2 separate regions of the Homo sapiens genome follow, and region 2 is linked to region 1. Evidence: read pairs that join two places in POLR2A ChIA-PET (ENCODE). Cell type or tissue: A673. All regions are shown on one strand. Links, peaks and the distances in the headings refer to the core of each region. The heading gives the core; the rest is flanking DNA. Region 1 holds the start of CIMIP7 (ciliary microtubule inner protein 7). Region 2 overlaps DAG1 (dystroglycan 1).

Evidence for each region. Peaks named below come from ENCODE experiments on the same cell type or tissue, not always from the same donor. Only the 100,000 strongest peaks of a DNase experiment are listed, where the experiment ranks them.
Region 2: POLR2A ChIA-PET joins it to region 1 with 11 read pairs; 3 of 35 experiments call an interaction of 5 or more read pairs at or near these places.

The regions. Positions count from the first base shown.
Region 1 is chr3:49,191,550-49,194,456 of GRCh38, forward strand. It overlaps CIMIP7 (ciliary microtubule inner protein 7), which reads right to left and starts at 309. Exons shown (of 4, transcript NM_001080528.3): 1 at 196-309. The coding sequence starts at 222. It also overlaps a transcript of IHO1 not described here. RefSeq lists a silencer at 1,153-1,336. In A673, for the core only: no CTCF peak of the experiment used is centred there; no DNase peak of the experiment used is centred there.
Region 2 is chr3:49,489,557-49,492,463 of GRCh38, forward strand. All of the region lies in intron 1 of DAG1 (dystroglycan 1), which reads left to right. Among named protein-coding and RNA genes, the nearest start is that of DAG1, 21 kb to the left of the region's middle. In A673, for the core only: no CTCF peak of the experiment used is centred there; no DNase peak of the experiment used is centred there.

The sequences.
Region 1 (2,907 bases), core at 169-2,668:
GGGGGCAAAGTGTTAGGAAGACTAGGCAGCCTCCAGGGGTGACCTCAAGATGGTGGAGAGGAAGTGGGCGGCTCAGGGTCCTATTCCAGGTTGGATGCCAAATGAAAACCTTTTCACTTCACCGGCATGACTCAGTCAGATTTCAGGTACAACCAGAGGGCCAGGGGCCAGGATTAACATAAAGTGCACTCTTACCCAGGAGCCTACTAAAGCACTTTGCATCTTTCCAAGAAGGGAGCAGAAAAGGCAAACTTTCCTCTTGTCTTTTGGAGGGTATCTTCAGGAAAGAGAATCTCTGGAGGTCAATTTTTTGTTGCTTAGTGACAAGGGAAGGTTGTGACTGCACAATGCTGCTGCTGTTTGTTGAGACAGTACATGACCTGTTGCCCCTTTGTCCTTGCTGCCCTAGTTCTTCTCTGTGAGAAAAACCTGCCCCTTGGCATTAACAGCCTGAAGAGCCCTTATATATAGAAACACACAGGGCTCCATGGTAGAGTCTAATGGATTCGCAGCCAATGAAATATTCAAAGAACATTTTAAATGCAGGCAAATCCTGCATTTAAAAACCTATGCATCCATACTGCCAGGAATATAAATTTAGAAAGCATTTCATGGAGTCAGAAGAAATGTTAAAGAGGTTGGTGGCTTTTAGGATAAAATTACTGCTTCAGAATAGGCTCTAACAATTTATCTCTTAGGAGTTTGTGGTGACCAGGAATGCTAATCATGACAGGTGAAATGTTACAAGGGCCAAGTAAAGGAATAGGGCATAACAGAACAGAAGAAGGAACATGCAAAGATTTGACATTATGGTTCCATTCTGAGCTACCCTTTGACAAATTTTTGACTGAATTCTCTCTTATTTGTAAAAGAGGGACTTGAACAGTTCACCCCCTTTAACAACCAAAAGAAATTGACAATCAGCCTCTAAACATGTGCCAGTAAAACACCCAAGACCCTGCTAGTGTCAATGGCACAAGCCCTAATATCCAGAATGTCTGCCCCAGTGTAGTCACCCTGGAGAGCCCCTCTCATGCGAACTCACAGGTATTAAAAGGTTCATTGGCCTGGGCTTGGTGGTTCACAACTGTAATCCTAGCAGTTTGGGAGGCCGAGGTGGGCAAATCGCTTGAGCCCAGGAGTTCCAGACCAGTCTGGGCAAAATGGCTAACCTGGTCTCTACAAAAAATACAAAAATCAGCTGGGTGTGGTGGCATATACCTGTAGTTCCAGCTATTTGGGGGACTGAAGTGGGAGGATTGCCTGAGCCTGAGGAGATTGAGGCTGAAGTGAGCTATAATCACATCACTGCACTCCAGCCTGGGTGACAGAATGAGACCCCATCTCAATAAATGAATGAATGAATGAATGAATGAATATTCACTGTAGCATCTATACAAAGGAAAAACTGTAAGCAACCCAAGTGTTGACCAACGGGACAATAAGAAAATTGGGCTATAGTCACACAATGAAATTACTAGCGTTACTATAAATGGGCTACAGATATTAGAATCCACAGAGGTAAATCTTAAAAATGTTGGCCAGGTGCGGTCACTCACGTCTGTAATCCCAGCACTTTGGGAGGTTGAAGTGGGCAGAATGTTTGAGCTCAGGAGTTTGAGACCAGCCTAGGCAACATGGTGAAACTCTGTCTCTACCAAATATACAAAAAATTAACTGGGTGTGGTGGCACACGCCTGCGGTCCCAGCTACTTGGGAGGCTGAGGAGGGAGGATCACTTGAGCCCGGGAAGTGGAGACTGCAGTAAATGGAGATTGCACCACTGTACTCCAGCCTGGGTGACAGAATGAGACCCCCATCTCAAAAACAAAAGAAAACAAAACAAAAACCGTAAAGATGTTGAGTTGGCCGGGAGCGGTAGCTCACGCCTGTAATCCCAGCACTTTGGGAGGCTGAGGCGGGCGGATCACAAGGTCAAGAGATCAAGACCAGCCTGGCCAACATGGTGAAACCCCATTTCTACTAAAAATACAAAAATTAGCTGGGTGTGGTGGCGCCTGTAGTCCCAGCTACGCTACTTGGGAGGCCAAGGAGGAAGAGATCACACCATTGCACTCCAGCCTGGCGACAAAGCGAGACTCTACCAAAAAAAAAAAAAAAAAAAAAAAAAAGGCCAGGTGCAGTGGCTCACGCCTGTAATCCCAGCATTCTGGGAGGCCAAGGTGGGTGGATCACGAGGTTAGCAGTTCGAGACCAGCCTGGCCAACATGGTGAAACCCCGTCTCTACTTAAAATACAAAAATTAGCCAGGCATGGTGGCGCATGCCTGTAGTCCCAGCTACTCAGGAGCCTGAGGCAGAAGAATCGCTTGAACCCGGGAGGCAGAGGTTGCAGTGAGCCGAGATTGTGCCACTGTACTCCAGCCTGGGTGACGGAGTGAGAATCCATCTCAAAAAAAAAAAAAAGAAGTTGAGTCAGACTGGGTGCCGTGGCTCACGTCTGTAGCCCCAGCACTTTGGGAGGCTGAGGCAGGCAGATCATGAGGTCAGGAATTCAAGACCAGCCTGGCCAACATGGTGAAACCCCATCTCTACTAAAAATGGAAAAATTAGCCAGGTGCGGTGGCAGGCACCTGTAATCCCAGCTACTCAGGAGGCTGAGGCAGGAGAATTGCTTCAACCCAGGAGGCAGAGGTTGCAGTGAGTCGAGATCGTGCCATTACACTCCAGTCTAGGCAATGAGAGGGAAACTCTATCTCAAAAAAAAAAAAAAGTACAAAGTGTATATATATATATATATATATATATATTTGAGACGGAGGCTTGCTCTGTTGCCCAGGCTGGAGTGCAGTGGTGTGATCTCGGCTCACTGCAAGCTCCGCCTCCCGGGCTCACACCATTCTCCTGCCTCAGCCTCCTGAGTAGCTGGGACTACAGGTGCCCACCA
Region 2 (2,907 bases), core at 177-2,676, 300 kb after region 1:
GATCTGATTTGGGTTTTTTTTCCTCTAGGAGGGAAGGTTCCTGGGAAGGGAAGATAGAATCTATTTTTAATCTTAAGAAAACATAGCTCAATGTAGTAATTTTGGGCCCTAGTGTGACATTTTCTTCCATTATAACCCAAGTCACTTTTAAAACAAAATCCTTTTTTTGTATATTTTGTGTTTGTAATGTTTCTAGAGGAAAATGCTTTTAAAGTATCCTCACTTCCCTTCGTAAACTTGGGAGGGCTTGGGACCTGGTGGGGTATGTGTTTTGAATCATGCTGTCTGGGGGATTAGTGCCTGGAATCCAGATTCCTACTGGACAAAGCGCTGGGGTTTGAGGTAAGTGGGGTGGGGTAGGGGGAGGGTTATATAGCTGTCACAGATTACAGAGCTTACCTGCTGACTGCTTCACAATTGTTGGTACATACACCTGCTTTGGCATGGACGTCCTGAGAGGGGGCTTGGACCATGACCCGTGTTCCTTTCTCTTACCACTTGTTTTTTTCCATTTTGGCTGGGCGCGGTGGCTTACGCCTGTAATCCCAGCACTTTGGGAGGCCGAGGCAGACGGATCACGAGGTCAGGAGATCGAGACTATCCTGGCTAACACGGTGAAACCCCGTCTCTACTAAAAATAGAAAAAATTACTGAGGTGTGGTGGCAGGTACCTGTAGTCCCAGCTACTTGGGCGGCTGAGGCAGGAGAATGATGTGGACCCGGGAGGTGGAGCTTGCAGTGAGCCGAGATCGCGCCACTGCCCTCTAGCCTGGGCGACAGAGTGAGACTCTGTCTCAAAAAAAAAAAAGTTTTTTTTTTTTATATAACTTTAAATTTACAGAAAAATTGCAAGAATAATTCAAGAAACTCCCAAATACTCCATCTAGAGTCACCATTTGTTTGCATTTTGCTGTGTTTGCTCTGTCATTCTCTTTTCTATCTATACCTTTTTTTCTGAACCATCTATGAGTAATTGACAGAAATCATGCCTCTTTATTCCTAATTTTTTTATTCTTTTATTTTTTTTTTTTGGGACAGGGTCTTGCTCTGTCACCTAGGTTGGAGTGCAGTGATGAGATCTTGGCTTATTGCCACCTCCGCCTCCCAAGCTTGAGCGATCTTCCTGCCTTAGCCTCCCGAGTAGCTGAGACTGCAGGTGCAGGCTACCATGCTGGCCTAATTTTGTATTTTTTTGTAGAGATGGGGTTTCACCATGTTGCCCAGGCTGGTCTCAAACTCATCAGTGCAAGCTATCTGCCCTTCTCAGCCTCCCAAAGTGCTGGGATTACAGACATGAGCCACAACCTGGCCTACTCCTAAATTCTTTTTTTTTTTTTTTTTTTTTTTGAGACGGAGTCTCACTCTGTTGTCTTGGTTGGAGTGCAGTGGCACGATCTTGGCTCACTGCAACTTCTGCCTCCCAGGTTCAAGCGATTTTCCTGCCACAATCTCCCTGAGTAGCTGGGACTACAGGCGCGCACTACTACGCCTGGCTAATTTTTGTACTTTAGTAGAGACAGGTTTCGCCATGTTGGCCAGGCTGGTCTCGAACTCCTGACCCAGGTGGTCCGCCTGCCTCAGCCTTCCAAAGTACAGGCGTGAGCCACCACGCCTGGCATTTTTTTCTATTTTTAATAGAGATGGGGTCCCACTATGTTGCCGGGGCTGGTCTCAAACTCCTGGGTTTAAGTGATCCTCCTGCCTCAGCCTCCCGAAATGCTGGGATTACAGGTATGAGCCACCGCTCCCAGCCAAGTTGTTTTTTTTTTTTTTGAGACAGAGTCTCATTCTTTCGCCCAGGTTGGAATGCAGTGGCGTGTTTTTGGCTCACTGCAGCCTCTGCCTCCTGGGTCAAGCAGTTCTCCTGCCTCAGCCTCCCAAGTAGCAGGGATCATAGGCACCTGCCACTATGTCCTGCTATTTTTTTTTTCTTTTTTTTGAGACGGAGTCTTGCTATGTTGCCCAGGCTGGAGTGCAGTGGCGCGATCTTGCTCACTGCAAGCTCTGCCTCCCGGGTTCACGCCATTCTCCTGCCTCAGCCTCCCAAGTAGCTGGGACTGCAGGCGTCCGCCAACACGCCTGGCTAATTTTTTGTATTTTTAGTAGAGATGTGGTTTCACTGTGTTAGTCAGGATGGTCTCGATCTCCTGACCTCGTGATCCGCCCGCGTCGGCCTCCCAAAGTGCTAGGATTACAGGCGTGAGCCACCGCGCCCGGCCTGTCCTGCTATTTTTGTATTTTTAGTAGAGACGGGGTTTCGCCACATTGGCCAGTCTGGTCTCAAACTCCTGACCTCAAGTGATCCTCCCGCCTTGGCCTCCCAGAGTACTGGGATTACAGGCGTGAGCTGCCTCGCCTGGCCCCAAGTCTATTCTTTTTTTTTTTTTTGAGACGGAGTCTCACTTTGTTGCCCAGGCTGGAGTGCAGTGGTGAGATCTCGGCTCCCTGCGACCTCTGCCTCCCGGGTTCAAGCAATTCTTCTGCCTCAGCCTCCTGAATAACTGGGATTATAGGCATGGGCCACCAAGCCCAGCTAATTTTTGTATTTTTAGTAGAGACAGGGTTTCACCATGTTGGTCAGGCTGTTCTCGAACTCCTGGCCTTGTGATCTGCCTGCCTTGGCCTCCTAAAGTGCTGGGATTACAGGCGTGAGCCACCGTACCCCGCCTGGCTCCAAGTCTATTCTTAAGACCACAGAACTTTTGATTTAAGATTCACTGGACAGATACATAACAATACATAAAATAAATGTTTTATTTACAAAATAAGACCTTTAAGTAGTTAGCTGCCAGTTGAAATAATGATTTGGACTGGATGTGGTGGTTTATGCCTGTAATCCCAGCATTTTAGGAGGCTGAGGTGGGAGAATTGCTTGAGCCTAGGAATTTGAGACCAGCCTGGGCAACG